Linked DNA regions of Mus musculus: region 1 is linked to region 2. The links are chromatin loops, found by intact Hi-C in ENCODE. Cell type or tissue: heart. All regions are shown on one strand. Links, peaks and the distances in the headings refer to the core of each region. The heading gives the core; the rest is flanking DNA.

The links. Hi-C counts contacts between places; a loop is a spot of excess contacts. Peaks named below come from ENCODE experiments on the same cell type or tissue, not always from the same donor. Only the 100,000 strongest peaks of a DNase experiment are listed, where the experiment ranks them.
Region 1: it touches region 2 in a loop (2.4-fold over the local background); 2 of 42 quality-filtered maps call a loop at or near these places.

The regions. Positions count from the first base shown.
Region 1 is chr11:58,840,764-58,850,731 of GRCm38, reverse strand. Gm12258 (predicted gene 12258) reads right to left here and starts at 3,570. Exons shown (of 5, transcript NM_001372581.1): 1 at 3,473-3,570; 2 at 2,030-2,086. The coding sequence starts at 2,044. It overlaps Olfr311 (olfactory receptor 311), which reads right to left and starts at 9,616. Exons shown (of 1, transcript NM_146537.2): 1 at 8,690-9,616. The coding sequence starts at 9,616. The coding sequence ends at 8,690. In heart, for the core only: no CTCF peak of the experiment used is centred there; a DNase peak (open chromatin) is centred at 3,611; H3K4me3 peaks cover 1,465 bases; H3K27ac peaks cover 755 bases.
Region 2 is chr11:58,899,661-58,909,628 of GRCm38, reverse strand. It overlaps Zfp39 (zinc finger protein 39), which reads left to right and starts at 5,404. Exons shown (of 5, transcript NM_011758.2): 1 at 5,404-5,514; 2 at 6,722-6,886; 3 at 8,938-9,064. The coding sequence starts at 5,512. Gm12257 (a long non-coding RNA gene) reads right to left here and starts at 5,283. Exons shown (of 4, transcript XR_879896.2): 1 at 5,114-5,283; 2 at 4,134-4,340; 3 at 2,974-3,722; 4 at 2,557-2,832. In heart, for the core only: a CTCF peak has its summit at 5,520; DNase peaks (open chromatin) are centred at 4,158, 4,568 and 5,428; H3K4me3 peaks cover 2,054 bases; H3K27ac peaks cover 1,233 bases.

The DNA.
Region 1 (9,968 bases), core at 588-8,587, 58 kb after region 2:
TGCCCAGCATCTGGGAAGCAGAGGTAAGTGGTTTGTGAGTTCAAGACCAGCATGGTTTACAGTGCAAGGTCCAGGCCAACTAGGGTTCCATAGTGAGGCCATGTCTTTAAAAAGGCCACACTGCTAAGTACTTTACGTATAGAGTCCTCTGATGACATTTAATAGGAGACACAATTACCTTTATCTCTTTCTACCATCCAGACAGCGTGTCAACCCTCCTGTTCCCAAGTGTGTTTGGTCTCAAGTTTTGAGTCCAGTGTTCCTTCTAAGCTACTGACTATGAGCCTGAACTACTGTGTAGGTTGGGCCAGTGCAGGCAAGAGTGCACGGTACTCTTCTCGCCTCTGCCTGCTGATTCCTAGACTCTGGCTTCTGTCTATGGGAAACGGCAGGGAACTTGTTGAGCCTGTAGAGAATCTTGTCCCAACCATGGAGGGGCTGAAATTTACTTGTTCATGTTTCCTGTGTTTAAAAAAATTATGTCCAGACACTTTTGAGCAAGGAATAGATTTTGCATGACCTACAAACTCCATGGAAGCAGTGAAGTGGAATTCATGAACAAGCTATGTACACTGTTCAGATCTGTGCTTCTGTTTCCCTTATGCTCTGTGGAGCGTTCTCATGACTCTATAATTAAATGGTGACCCACTGCCTTCTGTTTTCTCATCTCAAGTCCTTCACCATGCCTGCCTGTTGGCAGTATGGCTCATCAGCACTGGGCATCACCAGTGAGGAAACAGACCTTCCCTTCCAGTCTGGTAGAGATGGGAAGTTCCAATGTGAGTAAGAAAGTACCCATTTGTCTCTAGGCAACCATGCTCCCTCCCCATTCACTCATCACAGGCTGCCACTGGCTCAAGAATGAACAACAAACAAAGCCAGCTGGATTGCAGCAAATAACGTTAGACCTCAGGGAGCAGAGGAGGGAAAGCTGGGAAGGGAGTAAAAGAGAAGGGTCCAGAAAAAACAATCCCCCTTTCAGTGCAGTCATCAAGGACACAGGTAGGCTGGTACTAAGACCATATCCAAGGAACCACTGGAGGATGTGATTTCTGTTTTGACAAGGGGGGGCTTGACTTTGCAGATCAACATATGATCTGAAAGCTGATCGAGGGGTCAACACTACAGAGACATAGTTACCAAACTCCAACCAAAGTGCTGGACCCCAGAAGCCCTCTCAGATGGAATGAGTGGGGGAACTGAGTGGAACAAAGGCATAAGCTAAGCTATGATAAGGAGAAAAAGAAGTCAGAACAGAGGTGAAGAAAGCAGCAGTCACTCCCGGGCAGAAACCAAAACGCAGACCTTGGGGGGGTGGGGGGGAGAGAAGACGACGGGCGGAACTTTGCAGCATGGCGGAAGACGTTAAGTAAGGCAGCTGGCAGAGAAGTGTTCTCATTCAACTGTGATGAGGTGTTGAGAATCTGAACCAAGAGTCCAGTGAGTAGGAAAAAAAATGTAAACGGTAAAGACAAGTTATTACTAAAACATGCATGGACACTGTCACGATCTGCATATACACACAAGCAGAGAAAAATGCAGGGGAAGAAATGGAGGCCCTGCAGGACAATGTCTCCATATATTCTGGGCCTCATCTGACATAGGCGGCGTCTCCCAGAAGCTGTCTGGAACTATACAACTTTAACCAGCAAAGGAAAGTCCTTTAAACAGCTCTGAGTCCCAGCACTCGTGAACTGACACTGTGGAATGCTGTGTTTGTCTCCAGGCTGGGAATGAAGCTCCAGCCACATCACGCACGTCCATGGAGCCTACTTAGACGTCACAGAACATGTCAAGTTGGCACCTTCTCTTTGAGTCAACCTAAACCCTAAGACAGATCTGTGTCACCATGTCAGGGGAAACAGAGACCCATCTGCATGTGACTCTATCGTTCTCCAAAATGTGGCTCTGTCAACATATCCAGTGCTATCATCTGCAGGTCTCTATCTTACATTAACTTTATTCTTCCCTTCCAATTGTCAAAAGTCCTAAGACACAATGTAAAACAAGACATAACTATACAACGTACCTCAGATGTATCCATTGTCTTAACTCTTTCAGATCTGAGAGGACCATCAAACCACAGCTGGAAGAGAAGGCCAACAGAGAACAACTCACTAGATAATTCCAGTGTGCAAAGACAGTCACCAAGGGTGAAAAGCTACAAGACAACAAAAACTGCCACAATATTGCTGAAGGAGTACCATTCATTTTATTAAACGGTGGAGAATCATCAGTTATGCACAGGGTGATGGAAATATTTGCTGCTTGTCATTTCAGAACAACTTAGTTATTCTGAAATAAATCATGCAATGTTTTAAGGATGGGTGTTTAATGAACATTACTGAGTCACGGAAATTAAACTATAGAAAAATACTTAAGCCACACTGCTTAGCTTCCTGTCAGTGAGGTACAGTTTAGTACAAACACACATGGTACTTACTACACCATTAGCATACTGAGTAACACTCAGAAAACTAGTTTGACATATTTAAATTTTGTAGGAAAAATGTCTCATCCAATCAGGATGGTTTTCTCCCAAGACTACATCAGAAAAACTGAACACTGAGTGTGTATTTACTGCAGGACTTCAGGAGTGATGCTTCGCCATGGCTGGTCTCCCAGCTGTCAGGCCTTGGTGTAGCTCCCTCCCACAAATTCCCTTGCTCTCATCAGTGCAGCTACAATAGATGTGACCTGTACAGTTTTTAAAACGAGTTTTCTCAGGGGAACTGGCTGAGTCGACCACTTTTTCTACAGTTTGCCTCTACGCCGTTTTAAAAAAAAGAGTAGTAAGGCTCTTCTGAACACTCGAAGTAAAACTACCATAGGCTCCAAAGGAGCTGAAACCACAGGAAGACAGATGTGTTCCTCCATGAGCTATTGCTGTGTCATAGCTTTTCCCTCCAGACACAACAGGTCCCCACTGCCACGGAGGAGTAGAGATGCTCTTGATGATGAAGCAAGTACGCAGTAATGGCTATGTCTGTGTTAACTGTGGTCCAGCTGATTAGCACCCCAAAAGTCAGAAGCCCCTCACCTAGGTAGGGTTCCAGCTATCGCTTCCTTCTCAGCCCCCCCCACCCCGCCCCCCAGCTTCTCCAACCCTCGTCAATTGGTCAAAGGACTGACTTCTCAAATGCCTGCCTTCCTCTCTGATGAAGCCCTCACAATAAAAGATGACAGTGACAGTGTGCAAAGTCCTTATGAACTGCAGCGTGGGGACACACACTTGATCACCCGGTGGAGGGAGAGGTAAGTTCAGGAGCCACAGGAGATGGATGCAGGAATCAGGGCCCAATTAGGGGGCCCTGGGGCAGGACCAGGCTGAGCACAGCTTCATGGAGAGAGACAGGCGGTAAGCTCAGACCCGCGCAGGTTCCCAGCCTCGCACTGTCTGCACGCATAACAGCCGAGGGGATAAGGGCCGACCGCAGCCTGCTCCTGCCGATTCCCCAGAAGCTGCACTCACCTCGGTGCCAGATGTCAGCCTCCCGGTGCCTTTCACCGAAATACAGCGTAGAACCAAATAGCCAGGGGCGGACCTCGGCGGAAACCGGAAGCAACAAGGATGGCGGAGCCCAAGACAAATCGGGATAACACACCCCACTGCGGAGCATGAGCCTGATTGGGCAGATCCAGACCCTTAGTTATGATTGGATAGAATCCTTTGAGTGACAGTACACCTAACCAATCGTTGGTAAAACAAGGCTGACTGGCGGGTTCTAATTACCACTTTATTCTGTAACTTCGACTTTATCCATTTCATTCGGTGACATCATTAAGCAGGTTTCTTTATCTGGCTATTCCACTTAGTATGAGCTCCTTCAGGTTAATCTGTGTTGTCCAAAGTGACAGAGTTTCCTATTTTTGGTATGCATTTTATTGTGGATAGTCACATTTTCCCCCTACACCTATGGATGAATAATTTCCATACCTTGACTCCTATGAATAGTCCTACAATAACTATTACATGCAGAAATCAATAGCACACTGACCTGGACCCTTTTAATTATATGTTCAGAATTGGAAGTGTTGGTTGTTACAGTAGTTGCATTTTAATCTTTTTGAGGAACCTTCACATCTTCCATAACAGACATCCATCCATCCATCTATCCATCCATCCATCCATCCATCCATTTTATGTTTCTCATCTACACACATTCTCAACAACAATGTCAACTTTTCTGTTACTGTTCTGATAGGATCACTCATACAAGTGGCATCTTATTGTGGTTTTAATTTGCATTTTCCTGGGATTTGATGATATTAAAGTTTTCCCATTAGCATACACACTTAGCCCCAATTTGGCCAGTTTATATTTTATATCATACACATAAAACCATATAGAACTTTTCCTCAAAAAGGTAATATCCACTGTATTCTTTCTTATAACATATACCTTAAAGTTTATTTGTTGTTCAAAGTATCTCCATAGCAGTTTCATTCAGATATAATATATTTGAACAAAGTCACATCACCCCCATTTCTCTTATTTGTTCTGCTTTTCTCTTGACAAACTTCTGTTACTCTTTGTAAACATTTCCCTCTATTTTCAATACCTAGAAACACTTGCTGAGCCTTCAGACGACCAGCCCAGAATCTACATGGGAGAGCTTAAAAGCTAATATAATGGCACTTCCAGAGAATCCAGTGCTATCTGTCTTTCATAAACACACACACACACACACACACACACACACACACACACACTGTACTCTGACACAAAGCACACAAATAAAACCGAGTTTTCACTTCCGAGAGAAATCATGCAACATTTGTTCTTCTGAGTCTGGCCTTCCTTGCTTGTGCATAGAGATGTCCAGTTCCAGTGTTTTCATTAAACATGTCTATGTCCTGCATCCATTTCAGCTTACATGTAGGCAAAATGTTTTGCCTAATTTTAACAATTATTTTAAAAAGTATTTACTTGTATGTGTATGCACACTGTGTAGTGCACAAGCCTTGGAGGTGAGAAGAGATGTCTGACTTAACAGATGGTTGAGGGCTGCCATGTGGGAGCTGGGAATATGTTCATTTTTATAAAGTGAAATAATTATGGATTTGATCAAAAGAGTGTAAGAGAAGGGAGCTCACCTGCTGCTGAACCCTGTCTTCCCTTCTTTTTCCTGTCTGAAGACAGTGTTTCTAGTAGCAGTGGTATGAACAGGAATGGCGCACATCGACTAGTGTGTGTGAATGCTTGGCCATGGGGAGTGGCACTCTTGGGTCCTTATTAGAGTAGGTGTGACCTTGTTGGAGGAAGTATGTCACTGTGGAGATGGGCTTTGTGGTCTCCTATGCTCAAGCTAGGCCTAGTGTGGCAGTCTCCTTTTCCTGTCTGAGGAGCAAGATGGAAAATGCTCAGCTTCTTCTCCAGCACCATGTCTACCTGCATGCCGCCATGCTTTCCACCATGATGATAATGGACTAAACCTCTGAAAAGTGTAAATGAGCCTCAATGAAATGTTTTCCTCTAAAAGCATTGCCATGGTCCTGGTGTCTCTTCACAGTCATGGAAACCCTGACTAAGACACTAGTGAATGAAGATGCAGTTCTGTAGAACTTTCCCTCAGAGTGACAGATGTCTCCACATGGAACAGGCTGTTTCTAGTGTTTGAGCCGTGGTGCAGGACCAGGCACAGCCCTTGTGGGCTTCTGTGATCCACTTCACATTCTGAGCACCATCCTTACATTATCAGATCACCTCATAGTCCATGTGTGACAAGGTTCAATGGGAATGCAAGGATCTGTACCCAAGCCTGGGAAGGGTAGGAGTAGAGGTACAAAAAGAATGCTCAAAATACATCTTAGTTTCAGGGTCATGACACATGGATCTACAATCTAAACAACCTGCCTGTATCCTAGCCATCTTATCCATTCATAAAATTGTGATACAAAATGTATCATTGAAAGGTGGGGGCCACTTCTCCAAGGGGGAAGGCAGTGAGTAGGCTAGTTAGAACAAAGCTTCTTGTGGCTTATTTGAGGTAGAAAGTTTGTATGTCTACCTGAGATATGGTTCTTTAAGCATTGAGACAATCTCAATGTTTGCTTCTGGGGCAGGGATTTGATAAGGAATGGGTCTAAGTTGATATGTTCCTCTAGACCACATAAGCGAAGAAAAACAAGGACAACAAATGACATCAGATGTGATCATGGGAGAATCTGTATCCTTGTATGTTTTTTCTCGAAAAGTGAGTCTGATAGTGTCTCACTGTGTTTCTGCTGTTTTTCTGGTTGGCATGTATGTGTGTATGGTGTGCATGCATGAGTGAATGCATGTTTGCATGTGTGTGAGTGTGTGTATCGGTGGATGGAGGTATTTACCATCTGAGCCTTCTTGCGAGCCCACACATTCCTCAATTCCTCAACTTTTAGTTTGTGTGTATTTATATATTTATTTAAATGGATAGATAGAAAATAATTGCATCTTTGAAAAACTAATATATATATATGGCAGGGTATTATTCTGTAGTCCTGGGTGCCCTAGAACATACTATTAGACCAGGCTAAATCCCAAATTCACAGAGGTCTACCTGTCCTTGCCTCCAAAATGCTAGGATTAAGGGCATGATCAATATTGTACAGCTACTCTGTCTTTTAACAGTCTATTTCGATAATTTATACTTAAAATAATTATTGACCAAATTAGGTTTAACTATCATATTTGTAAATGTTTCATAATGATTTTCCACTTCTCCTTTTGTCTTCCATTTTTTCTTTTGTTCTTTTCTTTTAGCACATCAGTTATACGTGTTCTTGAGTTTTCAAAATGCTTCTTTTCTTAAAAAAATAACTTAGGCCAATTTTAAAACAACACTCTAGGGCCACTTTGTGTGTAATACAGACACATAAGAGAATATCCATCCCACTTCCTCCAAATTAGAGAAAACATCACCAACCAGGAAGCACTAGTAATGAATTGTGTGCCTTCACATTCTCCATGTCGATTTGATTCTGTCAGATTGACTACCTGGGAAAGCATGTTTATTTCTGTATAATGTGATAGCAATCTAAGACAGGGAAATGGCCACACACTATGGTTATTTAACATCACAAATTATGGTCAAATCTCGTATGAGAAGAAAGTTAATTTTCATTTATTTTAAATGTAAGATTTTAGATGTTTGAGTTGAGATTCAGTGTCCAACACTATTTTCAGTTTTGAGAAACAAACTATAATAAAGAACCGAAGATCCTGATCTGGAGTGCCATGATTGTCACAAATTAAGAATCAGAACCCAGCCTTCCTTCTGAGCAGGACACTCTTGTGAGTCCTCCCAATGAGCACCACACTTTGAAAGCTGAAGCAGGAAAAAAGTTCAAGTTCATTCTTGACTACATACTGAGTTTGAGGCTCCTGGGATATTTGAAGTCCTGTGTTATAATGAGAACCAAGAGCCCAGAGAGATGGGCGAGAGCATCAGCTGCTCTCCCAAAGGAGGGTAGATTGATTTGCAGCACTTACACGGAGCGTCACAAGCATCTGTAACTTCATCTCCAGGAACTGAGGCTGTCTTCTGATCTCCACTGACCCAAGGCAAAAAATAGTGCATGGACACGTATGGAGGCAAAACACACATTCTCATAAAATAAAAATAAATTAAGGAAAAGAGAATTAAACCAAAAACAACAGCAAAAGAGCAATCCTAGCAGTGTATGGGAAAAGGCTGATTTGAGTGAATTTTTAATTAGAAAGGAATTGAAGTATTTCACTGAAAACAGAAGGACAGATTCCAACTATAAATACATACACCCAAAGGCAAAGCCCAGAGCCAGGAGACAAATATCTATGAGGAAAAAAATCACATTGGTGAGCCTGTTGGGAGACAGTGAGATTGGCAGTGAGAATGGCTGTTCCTGAAGTGTGCAAAACCCACAAGGCACATCTGAGAATCGTGGTGACAAGGCTTAGCACTGACATAGGACACTCCCTCTTCTGGGTCGGCAAAGACCTCCAGTGGAAATCCAACAGGTGTATGGTATTCACAGCAAAAGAGAGGCAGAGACACAGGATGTGGTTATGGAGAGCAAGTCTGTTCCACAAGGGGACTTGCCACTCACTCAGTACACACAGTGCTCCTGAGAGTTCTGCCATAGCTCCAGAGCCTGGGATGAGGGTGCCAATCAGCCCCAGCTGGCTGGACATCTCCTTGTGTACAAATCCAGGTTCTGCAAACAGAGACGAGAAGGAGAGAGTGACTGTCTAGGCCACCATGTAGTATAAAACTGGGTATCTAGAAAGCAGGTCAGTTGAACACGATCTAGCAAATAGGTTCGTCAACTGAATATAGATCAGACAACTCTGGTGGCTGACAATTTTTTTCCTCATATTTCTATCTCAAGAATCTATCTAGGTATAAATTTTTCATGTGATGTAAGTCATTCATTTTGGTTATTTTAGAATATTCTGAGCTGAGACTCATTTTTTTTAACGTTTCTATGTATATCATAATCTATATGTAGGTAAGTGCACATGGGTCTAGGTGCCAATGGAGGTCCAAAGAAGGTATAGAATACATTGGAGATAAAATGTCACTGCAGGGACTGTGGTGGCTTCTGGCATGCTCTGGTACTGGTTTTATGAGCAATGTCAAGGGTCCCAGGAGGGGAAAAGGGTGCTTGTGAATGAAACACTTGGACCCAACAACAGCCTTCAGAGCCACACACTGTAGGCTTCAATGTCTCAATACTTTCTCCCACAGTAAAGTTTCTGTAGAGCAAACTTCATATCTTTGTTCCTCAGACAATAGATAACTGGATTAAGAGATGGTGTGACTACAGAGTAGAAAATAGATGCCAGGGGATCCAGGGTCGGGGAGTACTGAGAGGCAGGCCTCAGATACACAAAGCTTCCAGTTCCATAAAACAAGATGACCGTGGTCAGGTGAGAGGAGCAGGTAGAAAAGGCTTTCCACCTGCCTTCTACTGAGGGGATGTGAAGAACTGTGGCCACAATGCCAATATAGGAGACCACTGTGAGGGCGAAGGAGCTCATGATAATGCAGCCAATGACAGCAAAGCCCACCTCCTCATTGAGATGGTAATCAGTGCAGGACAGTCTCATGACTGGTGGCATGTCACAGAAGAAGTGATCAACAACATTGGGTCCACAGTAGGGGAGGGAGAAGGTGTTAAATGTATGGAAGGCTGAGTAGATAGCCCCACCCACCCAGGCAGTGACCACCAATGCAGAACAATATTTGTGGCTCATGATGGTTCCATAGATCAGTGGTCTGAGGATGGCCAGGCACCGGTCATAAGCCATGGCCGTGAGCAGAAAGCATTCAGTACCACACAGTGTGATAAACATGTAGAGCTGTGCTACACACTCTTGATAGGAGATGACCCCTGAGCCTGTGAGGGATATCACCACTGCCTTGGGGATGGTGGCTGAGGTGTAGCAAATGTCCAGGAAAGACAGATTCTTCAGGAAGAAGTACATGGGAGAGTGGAGCCGACTGTCTCTTATCACAGCCGTGATGATGGAGAAGTTCCCCAGGATGCCGAAAGTGTAAAAGAGCAAGAAAAATGGGATGAGCACCAATCTCAGCTGTGGGACATCTGAGAAGCCCCTGAGGATGAAGTGAGTCACTCTTGTGTGATTGGCCATGTCTGCTCAGATTGTGTTCAGATGCAGTGCCGCACACAGCTGAGGGAGGGGACAAAAATAATAGGCAGGCTCAGGACATGTGTGTGCAGGTCCAGGTTGACTATGGATGTATGGCTTTTATCAGAAAACTAAGTCGATGAAGCAGACTATGTGAGTGGAATTGGGGAGAATGAATTAAGCCCAGGGAGCTTGGATAAGGGAGGCATAGGAAGGCTGAAAGCAAATAGAGGGAGGCAGAGAGAGGGAAGAACAAGAAAGAGAAAGGAGAAGAGAAGTGGAGGAGAGTGAATTGGGGAGCTGTAAAAGGAATAGGAGACATCAGTCAAACTTCTCTTGCTCCTAAGTTTTGAAT
Region 2 (9,968 bases), core at 1,132-9,131:
TATCCCCTAACGACCTACCTGACAGTCACAAAGATGCTGGTGTGGATTGAGGGTGACAGAGTCTTTCTCAGCTCTTGCTGAGCTTAACCCAGAGTGTCAGAGTGCCCATCCATCAACACTCATCAAAAGCTAGCGTGGGCCTGGCTTCTAGGTTTGAGTCATTGCCTCACACCTAAGAGTAATGAGATGCAGGTATGGAGGGAGCAGAGGGAACACAGATTTAAGGAGCTGTGAAATGGATTCCTGAGAGTGCTGGTGGTGCTTGGAGGGACTCTGTCCTGACCTGCCAACTGGCCTCTTAAGACTTATGGCAGGGACTGGATGGGGACATGGGGACTGAAGTCATCTTTATTGAGACTGGCCATTCTCATATGGGGGGGGGCTGAAGAGGGAAGAAGTGGGACCCAGAGGATTCTCAAGAGGTCAGAGATGAGTGGCTTAAGCCCCATAAGGCTTTGGAGGGAGAGGGAGTAGGTGAGGAAGAGGGAGAGGGAGAGGGAGAGGGAGAGGGAGAGGGAGAGGGAGAGGGAGAGGGAGAGGGAGAGGGAGAGGGAGAGGGAAGGTATATAGCCTAGGTGATATAATCAGTGGGCTTTGGATGTTTGGCTATAAAGGGGTTTTGGGTGCTCCATCTCCAGGGATCCATCTGAGAAGTTGATAAGGGAAAAGGTGTGTCAGGCTGTGTGGTTTAGAGGAGGAGAAAGCAGAGGAGGAGGAGGAAGAGGAAGAGGAGGAGGAAGAAGAGGCAAGTCTGGGGTCAGGTGCATTGGGAGGGAAGAAACTAGAGGCTCCGACTTTGGCTTAGAGGTCTCTTCCCAGTAAGGAGGCAGAACAGGTTGGTACCACTAGGAAGGAGTGGGTAAGGGGACTACCCCTTAAAGATACAACTAAGTGGTGGGGTTTGGAGAGGTTAGTAAGACTTTCCTTCTAACCCTGACAATAGGAGAGCAAGAGAGGTGGGTTCCCCAAACTCAGGACTGAGTAGGTGACCCTGGTGTCCAGGAGGAAGGAGATGTGTTGCCCTAATTCTATGATGACTACCCGGGGCTTCCTGCAGAAGATGATGGTGATTCAGCCAAGGGAGTCCAGGCCTCCTCCTTCATCAGGTCTAAGAGGTCAGCTAGAGGGCGATTTAGACCTGATGTCCTCATGATGTGAGGGACATGGGGGCAGTCAACAGCCCAATATCCCTTTTAATGGCACCTTGGCCATGGTCAAGGTGGTTTACAAGAGCTCAGGCAGGCCTAGGCCCCTTGACCTTTCTCACCACATTTGAAACAGGGACCTGGAGGTTTCCGGGCTTTTGAAAGTGAGGAGGCAGCTGCTATGGCTGGCTGAAAGGCCTTAGCTGCCCTCAGGTAGTTTTGTTTTGGGGCTTTAAAAAAATTTTTTTTCTTGTGGTACACCTTAAAGGGCATGGCTAAAACTTCTGTCTGTGGAGTCTAGGTTTTTTTTGTTTTGTTTTGTTTTTGTTTTTGTTTTTGTTTTTTGTTTTTTTTTTTTGGTTTTTCGAGACAGGGTTTCTCTTTATAGCTCTGGCTGTCCTGGAGCTCACTTTGTAGACCAGGTTGGCCTCGAACTCAGAAATCCGCCTGCCTCTGCCTCCCAAGTGCTGGGATTAAAGGCGTGTGCCACCACGCCCGGCTATGAGTCTAGGTTTTTAAGTTTGTCCCTAATGTCAGGGAAACTCTGAGAGAAGTAGGTCATAAGGAGTAGTTCCCCACTGGGGGTCTCAGGGTCCAGATTTGTGTATTGTAGGAGGTCCTCTGTAAGGCGGTCCAGGAATTGAGGTGGGCGTTTGTGTTAGTGCTGGATGACTTCTTGGGTTTTCTCAGAATTTACCCCTTTTAGGATAGCCTTATGGAGACCAGCCAGGAGGCAAGTTATAAACTGCCCTCTAGCTCAAATGCCCCCTGGAGTGTTATAGTTTTATTTGGGATTCTGGTCAGGAACTGGCCCCAGCCCCATTTGGGTGGTTAGTGTTAGTTTGATGGCTTTTGTCGAGCAGTAGCCGGTTCCCAGACTTGCCTAAGCTCTTCAAGGAGAGGGCTGCTGGTCAGAATATTGTGAATGTCTTCGAAGGTGAGACTGTAAAATTGGGTGATATAGTGGAAGTCTTTAATCAAAGTGGAAGAGTTAGTAGTATAAGACCCAAGCCTCTTTTCTGAGAGATCACTTAAGAAAGGGATGGGTACAACCCTGGCGACCTCACCCTGGAAGGAGAACTGTGGCCAGGTTAGGGTGGGAAGATGAACATAGAGGGAGTGCCGTGGTGGAGCAGGAACGAGCAGCGGGAGGACTTGGGGCTGCTGGTGGCCTGAAAGTGGTGCCAGGAAAGGTTGATTTGGGTGACCTTGTGGGCCTGAGTACCAGAGGTTTTTTTTTTTTTTTTAAATTTTATTTATTGATTTACTTATTATATGTAGGTACACTGTAGCTGACTTCAGACACACCAGAAGAGGGAGTCAGATCTTGTTACGGATGGTTGTGAGCCACCATGTGGTTGCTGGGATTTGAACTTCGGACCTTCGGAAGAGCAGACAGGTGCTCTTACCCACTGAGCCATCTCACCAGCACCACCAGAGGTTTTCAATGGAGACCTCTGGCCAGGCCTGGTGCGAGGGTTCTGGCGAAGGGAAGCAAGTGCAGGCAGGGAGACGAAGTCTCAGCCATGCCTCCAGGCCACTCAGTAACCCCGAGCCGCCCTGCACTGAGTCAGGTCAGGCTGGACCGATGAGAAGCCGAATATCCAGTGAGGAGTGCGTTGGAACCTCAGGCAGCACTTCCGGAGAGCAGATCTCTTCCCAAGTGTTGCAGCACACCTTTAATTCCCTGGATAAATTTATATACAGTTGGGGGTGATTCAGGGTTCGACCATAGGTACCTCTCATTGGCTTGGACTGAAGTTTGGGGGAAACTTATTTGCACGTGGGAAGGCTTGGTGCTGTTCCTATGTGACTGATGGCCACACACCTCTCATGAGTGGGGTTGCTGGGGCGGTAACTTCTACGGGAGCCAGGGGCGCAGGAGACATGATCGAACATCTTCTGTCCCATGTAGGTAGAAATCACCACCCATAGGGTTCCTGGGTTCCAGACCTTTGGAGACCAGGCTGTCTGTGAGCAGCCCACTGCCCCAAATGACCTGTCACTGGGAGAGGAGAAAGGGAAACCGAAAGGGATGAAGGAGAGGGAGCTGTGGGTAGAGACTGATTGCGGGCAGGCACATTAGCTGCATCAAAAGTAGTTAAGGCATCATCTTGTCCAGACTTCATAGCTAGAAGGAGCTGAGTTGGGGAACCGGAAGAACAGAGAGAAGGCTTGGAGTGGAGGCGAGAGAAATCTTGGACAGAGAGAATCTCTCTCTCTATTTCCTTGATTGCTCACAGCAGTTGTGGATATCGAATAATATCGGCATCTGGGGTGCTATCAGGTGACCATTTTGATAGATTATAGATAGGGTATCGAGGTCAAGTTTTACTGCAAAGGTGCACAAGTTTAGGGCTTTTCAGTTCGGGTGCTGAGGGGGAATGAGAGGGTACGAACGATACTGCTCCCATGGATAAGAGAGGGGGTAGGAAGGAAAAATGTCACCGTAGTCTGTAGTCACAAGCATCCCCAGGATTCAGGGAGGACCAGAGGAAGACACAAGCCAGGAGGACCAAGTCGTTAAGTGGGTTGTCAGCACATCCAACAGGGGCCAGGGGCTTAGCCTGGCGAAACCTGAGGAGAGACTTAGTACCAGGGCTGTTGTAGCAGCCCAAAGGTGAGGATGAGAACTAAACTCTAGAGGGAGGGGAGGGGAGTTGTCTCATCCACAGGGAAGAATCAGAAGCAGGGTCACAAAAGCTACGAGGCCCTAGAGGGGCTGTGTATTTATGATCAGCTCTGAAGGAAAGGTAGGGAAAGAAGACAGGAAGGGGCCCAATAGCTCCTGTGGGCCTAAACACTGCAAGATTGTAGCTCTCAGGAGGAGGGGGCAGGTGAAGAGAGCCAGCCGTAGCCTCAAAGACCGTGGCTGGGGGTGTGGGGGGGTACCTCTGCCTCCAAGAGTACCAGAGGGGCGCCAAATAACTCAATAGCCACTTCCGCAGACTCAGGGAAGTGTTTGAACTGACCGAATGGGAAATTTACCTAATGCCGCTGGTGGATGGGGCCTGGGGGGCTGAGAGGGGAGGCGCTGAGCTATCCGTGAGTCAGAACGCCAGTCTGCTGCAGATGGACTGGAGGTGAAGGATGGGTCCCAATATGGCTCAGACCCCAAGGGGGTGCACAGACAGGAGGAGGAGCCTCTTCAGGTCAGGACACCATAAATGTTACAGTTCCGAGGGGAAAAGTGTCCTGGCAGATGGGAGCCAAAGAACAGCACAAAGTCACACCACACAACAAACCTCACAACAAGAGATTTATTCGGACAAAACACAAGTAGGTAGCTGCCTCTGCTCTGGAAAGAAGTAGCAAGGAGCAACGGAGCTGGAGGTGGACTTTTTAAGGGGTTTCTTGGGGAAGGGGGCGGGCACAGAGCTTTCCAGGATGAGGATTGGTGGGATTTGAAGTCCGGATCTTGGGGCAAGCTCAGGGGTTGGTGAGATTTGAAGTTCTGAGCTTAAGGGTTTTTTTTTTTTTTCTTATGGGGCGGAGCTTAACCTGCAGTTTTGGCCTATAGAACGTTTTGTAGGTGGAGCCTAGTGGTTGGAGGGCCTCAGGGGCAGGGCCTGGCCACTGGGTGCTCTTTGAGGGGCTTATATTTCCTATTAATACAGTCAGATTAATTTTTCAATGTGAATTCCAGGAAAATTTAAATGACAATGTGTGTCACATTTTATTTGTACTTGACATTCTCGTTAACAGATAGTTTCTATTTGATTTCTGTCAGCTTCTCTATTCAAAAGTTCTGGGGCCAAAGATCAAAGACAAAACACACACACACACACACACACACACACACACACATACATACACAAGAAAACGTTATTTGAAATTTAAAAATAATTGTCATCGTTTTCTTTACATTTGTGAATAATATATTCCTATGTACAGTTCATAATTCACATGACATAATTCACATAATGAACTAAATGCTAATCTCGTCATCCACCTGGAGTGAGCTTTACCTTCGGACAAGGGGAGCATAGCGGTCAACTCATGTAATCTCAGCGCTTTGGAGCCCAGGCAGAGGGACTGCCATGAGTTCGAGGCCAGCGTGGGTTTGTCTTGAAAAACAAAATACAAAACAAAACTGAAAATATTTCGCAGCAGCCACTTTTTGGGGTAGTCTGCCTTTCTCAAGTCATCGATTGGTGCTATCTGTGGCCAATCAAGGCACGATGATGGGGCGGGGACTGAGGGGCGGTCCAATCAGGAGCGCAGCCCGGGCACAGGGGCGGGCCTTGGCGGGTTCGCTAGTTCGCGGGGGCTTTGTCTCGCGCCATCTTTACATTTGATCGGTCAGTTGAGCTGGGGTGTCCGGGTGCCTCAGGCCAGTCAGCTGCCGGAGGCGGACGGGGGCGCCATGGTGAGTGCTGCCCGCAGGAACCGGCAGGGTTCCGGTTTCCTCCGCTTTGCCCTGTGCAGGCGGTTCGGCTCTGCGAGGCCTATGCAGGGCTGAGCCCACAGGCTGTCTCCCTAGGTCTTGACGTGGCTGAGCCGCCACACTCCCTGACTCTGCAGGGACACTTGTCCTCAGCCGCACTCTTCTCTTGGTCCAGACTCCGGTGCCACAGCTGCTGTGTCCGGTGTCTCACTGTCAAGCAGTGACAGCCCTGGATGCTGGAGCAGCCTGAGGTGTGGCGTGAGCCTGGGCTGGGGCATCTCCTGGCCTCCGCATTATCAGCAAGGCTCTTACTGTACTGGCTTGTGTGGAGAGTGTAGTGAGAGAGCACGTGCAGCGTCTCTCTCTTCCACACTGGATTCACGTCCTTTGCCGTAATGATGTATCTGCTCCCTATGGCTCTGGAGACACCTATTTGTGAAGTGTATGTACTTGGTAACCAACTGTCAGCTCGATGGGATTGACTGCTGCCTACATTAAAAACACACTCTTGGCTGTGTGAGGGCCGTTCCAAAGGTGACATTCCAATGACTCTGGCCTCATGAGTAGATTAACCCCTGCATTACTGGTGGGGCAGAGTTGTAGGAAGTTAGTCCTAAGTGTGGCTGTGGGTATCAAAAGAATCTGTGCCCTTCTTTACAATGGGGCACAGAAAAATTTCAAACTCCATTTAAAATCCCCATTTCCCCTAACATCGTAAAATCTCAAATAGAACTCAAAACAGTTAGTAGAACAAGTCAGAATTCCTGCCTCTTTGACTGGTCTGTAGCTATAATTTACATTATATACCACGGAATCTATAAGTTTCAAGTTGATACTCTTGGAAGTGTCTTTCTAATACTATGTCATGTGGAAGGAAGAAACTTAAGTTTTTATAAATACTGTAAATGGTATAGCAAAGCTTGTGTCAGTACTTGGTGTGTTGTGATATTGTCTAACAATTGTTTTGAAGCATTTTCCAGCATTTACTTTTATGACAGCAGAAAGTTTGAATTGTGTACTGGGGGCACTGCATTTGCCAAGAGCACAAGATGACAGTGACTCCTTTGCTGGAGACGAGAGTGGGGTGTTGTTCCTTTGAATTTTGCTTTAGTTCATGTGTGGTTGCAGTGTGTCCGGCACAGAGGTGGCTCTAAGTCACTCACATGGCATCTCCAACATTGCTTTATAGAGGAACTTGCAGCCTGACAGTGTGGAGAACTCCTTGAGTCAACTCCCCAGTCGATGTCTTGAAACTAGAAAGCGTAAGAGAAGCTACAAGAAGAGGCCAGTCACCTACAGTTACTGGAGACGGACCCAGCGGAATAGAGCAAGAAAACACAAGGCACCAGTAAAGGTAAATGGGGAACTAGAGAAGGTCATGTATGTGCGTGTTATCTTCCTTATTCCCTTGCCTTATCTAGAAACAGTGGTATGAAATTATAAGTATGCAATGTACTCTTTATTTAAACATGATTTAGTGTAACACACCATAGCAATCAACAATTGAAAATCCACAAGAGTGCCGTCCAGATGGATCAGTGGGTAAAGGACTCAGTCCTGACGACCTGAGTTAGATCTCCAGGACCCTTATGGTGAGAGGAAAGAACCAGGTCCCACAATTTGTCCTTAGACCTCTGTATGTGATGGAGAGATACAACATTGTGCTTGTAATTAATGTCACACTTGATTAAAATAATCAGCATTTCTATTTCCTGAGACTAGAAATAAGACATCTCCATCCTCACCGCCTCTGTTGTCACTGTCCTAGAGGTACTTTCCACAACCTTTGGCAGCAGCCTAGGCAGCACGACTAAGGGTCATGTAAATTGGAAGGAAGAGGGTCATAACCGCATGCGTTTGGAGATGAGCTGGCACTCCGTTCATTACAAATAGGACCCATGAAAAAGTTGAGCAAAATAACAGGGGTCAGAAATAAAATCAACTGTGTTTCTCTACACAAAGGAACAGTCCAGAAATGAAGCTGAACAATTCCAGTAGTTGATATCAAAAGCAGAATATTCAAAAATATTAAAAAAAAATCCAAATCTTAAGAAAGATGTTACGTCTTGATTGTGGAAGACTAGACTATATGGTTTGTTTTGGGGTTGTCAGATGTGGCCTCTTCAGATTCCCTCTTGGCTCAGGGGGGCCTGCACTTGCGTAGGAGGAGGTAGGGATTGTGTTTTTGTCGTTTACGTCATTACAGATTTCCTCAGAATGAGCCCTACACACTCAGATGTGTGTTAGTGTCTCCACTGCTATAGTTAGAAGAACGAAGTCCACAGAGGGGGCATCTGAAAGTGGAGCGGCAGGTACTGACCTCCCACTGTCCTTACTCCAGGACCCCATCTGCTGGACCAATGGGTATTTAAAGAGGGGGATCTGGGATCTGAGGCCCTGAGCAAGGAGGCTGGGGATTCCCTGGTGTGAGGGAAGGCGGCTCTGAGGAGTTGTATCTGAGCCTCTCCTGTGGTCCCCATGCACACGCTCTTTGGTCAAGCCAAGCTAAGTGGGAGATTGTAAATCCGATCATTTGGATTGACTACAAGTAGGTATTTGACTTTTTCCATCAGAGGTAGGGATGGCAAGCTTGCTGTGGACAGATTTATATGGCCAGGCTGACCACTAAAAGCAAATGCCACTTTATCTAAGATAGGGCTCATTGAAGGTAACTGGTTAAAAGGATGCTAATCCCTGACCTGATGGGACTAATGGCCTTTAAAAGAAGAGGGAGGGAGATCTTCCTCACTCACTGCACTGTGTGAGGACACCTCAGGGAGGTTGCCTGTATAAGCAAGCTGGGAGGAGCCTTGGCAGGCACTGAGTCAGCTGCTATCTGGATCCTGCAGAACAGAAAATGTAGTGTATATTATAGAAACCCAGAGCTGCCAATGCAGGGAGGGACCTGCACTGGGGCAAACAGAGCCAGAACTAATCACACCCTATTTTTGCTTCTTCAGTTCTCTATAAGAATTCTGAGATACATTTATGAATTTGATGCTTCCATTGCACCAAATTAGTTTATTTATCTCCAGAGAGTCAGTGTCTTTATGATTATAAAGTTATATTCCATGAATATGGTACTCTCTTTACTGATTTTTTTTTAGAATATCCCTCACCTTTTATAAATATTTTCACATGTGGAGTTTAATATTTGTACAGTTTTAATTCATTAAGATTTCTATTGGAAATGCTTTACTGGAGAGTCTCAGGTGTTTTTACTTCTAAATGATAAGGACATCAGAACCCTCATCTTTCTCTTGACATTTAACTTGGTTGGCACATCTTATATGGTGCTGGTGCTCAGAGATGTGGCTCTTTCTGAGGATGTTTGAGTTTTGTAGACAGGGTCTTGTCTTTTGCTAGGCTCAAAATTTTGAGTTGAGGAGAAATGTCTCATTACAGGGGTTGGTGTCATTTGAGGATGTGTCTGTGGACTTCACCTGGGATGAGTGGCAGGACCTGGATGACAGTCAGAGGAAGCTCTACAGGGACGTGATGCTGGAGACCTACAGCAGCCTGGAGTCCTTGGGTGAGTGAAGTCCCCAGCAGTATTACAAACACTTCCTTTGTTAGTAAGAACAGTAACCACATCTGAAGTTTGTTTAGCTACACATTGTGTGTGTGTGTGTGTATAAACCTACCTCCAGAAATTGGCAGGTCTATGCAGACATCTCACATCTTTATATTGCAAGCATTTAAATCCTCTATTAGCTATTTTGTGGCACGGGATCATTTTAAGCATGGTCATGCTTCTGTGCTGTAGAAAACTGAAAGTTACAGGGCTATCCAGCTGCACCCCTGCGTGCATCAACCGTCTTCTCTCTGTCCCTCCCTCACACACTCTCATCGGCATTGTCACCCGCTCTTGCTTCTATTTCTGTGAGTGCCAGTTTGTCTTCCACATATAAACAAGGATGTGCAATGTTTGTCCTTCCATGCCTGACTTAGTTAACTTAGCAAAAACGTCCTTCAGTTCCAACCCGAGATAAGTTTGGGCTTGTTAGTAAATAATATTCCCTTATACATTTTTTTAACAAAAAGATTTATTTATTTATATATTTTATGTATATGGGTACTTTGTCTGCATATATAACAGAAGATAGCACCAGACTGTTGGGAGTTGCCACGTGTTTGCTGGGAATTGAACTCAGGTCCTTTGGAAGAGCAATGAGTGCTCTTAACCACTGAGCCATCTCTCCAGCCCATAAATAAATATATATATATTAAATATATATATATTTAAAAAGACAAGAGCTCATATAGCTCAATATTACCTTGAACTCATGACCTTTCAAACTACTGATTTCATTTTCTTTTAATATATTCAGTGATAGCCGAACCATAAAGGTGGTTCTATTTCTAGTTTTTAAAGGAACTTTTATACAGTTTTTCATGGTAGTGATTTTATATTTCCAGCAACAGTGAAGGATAAT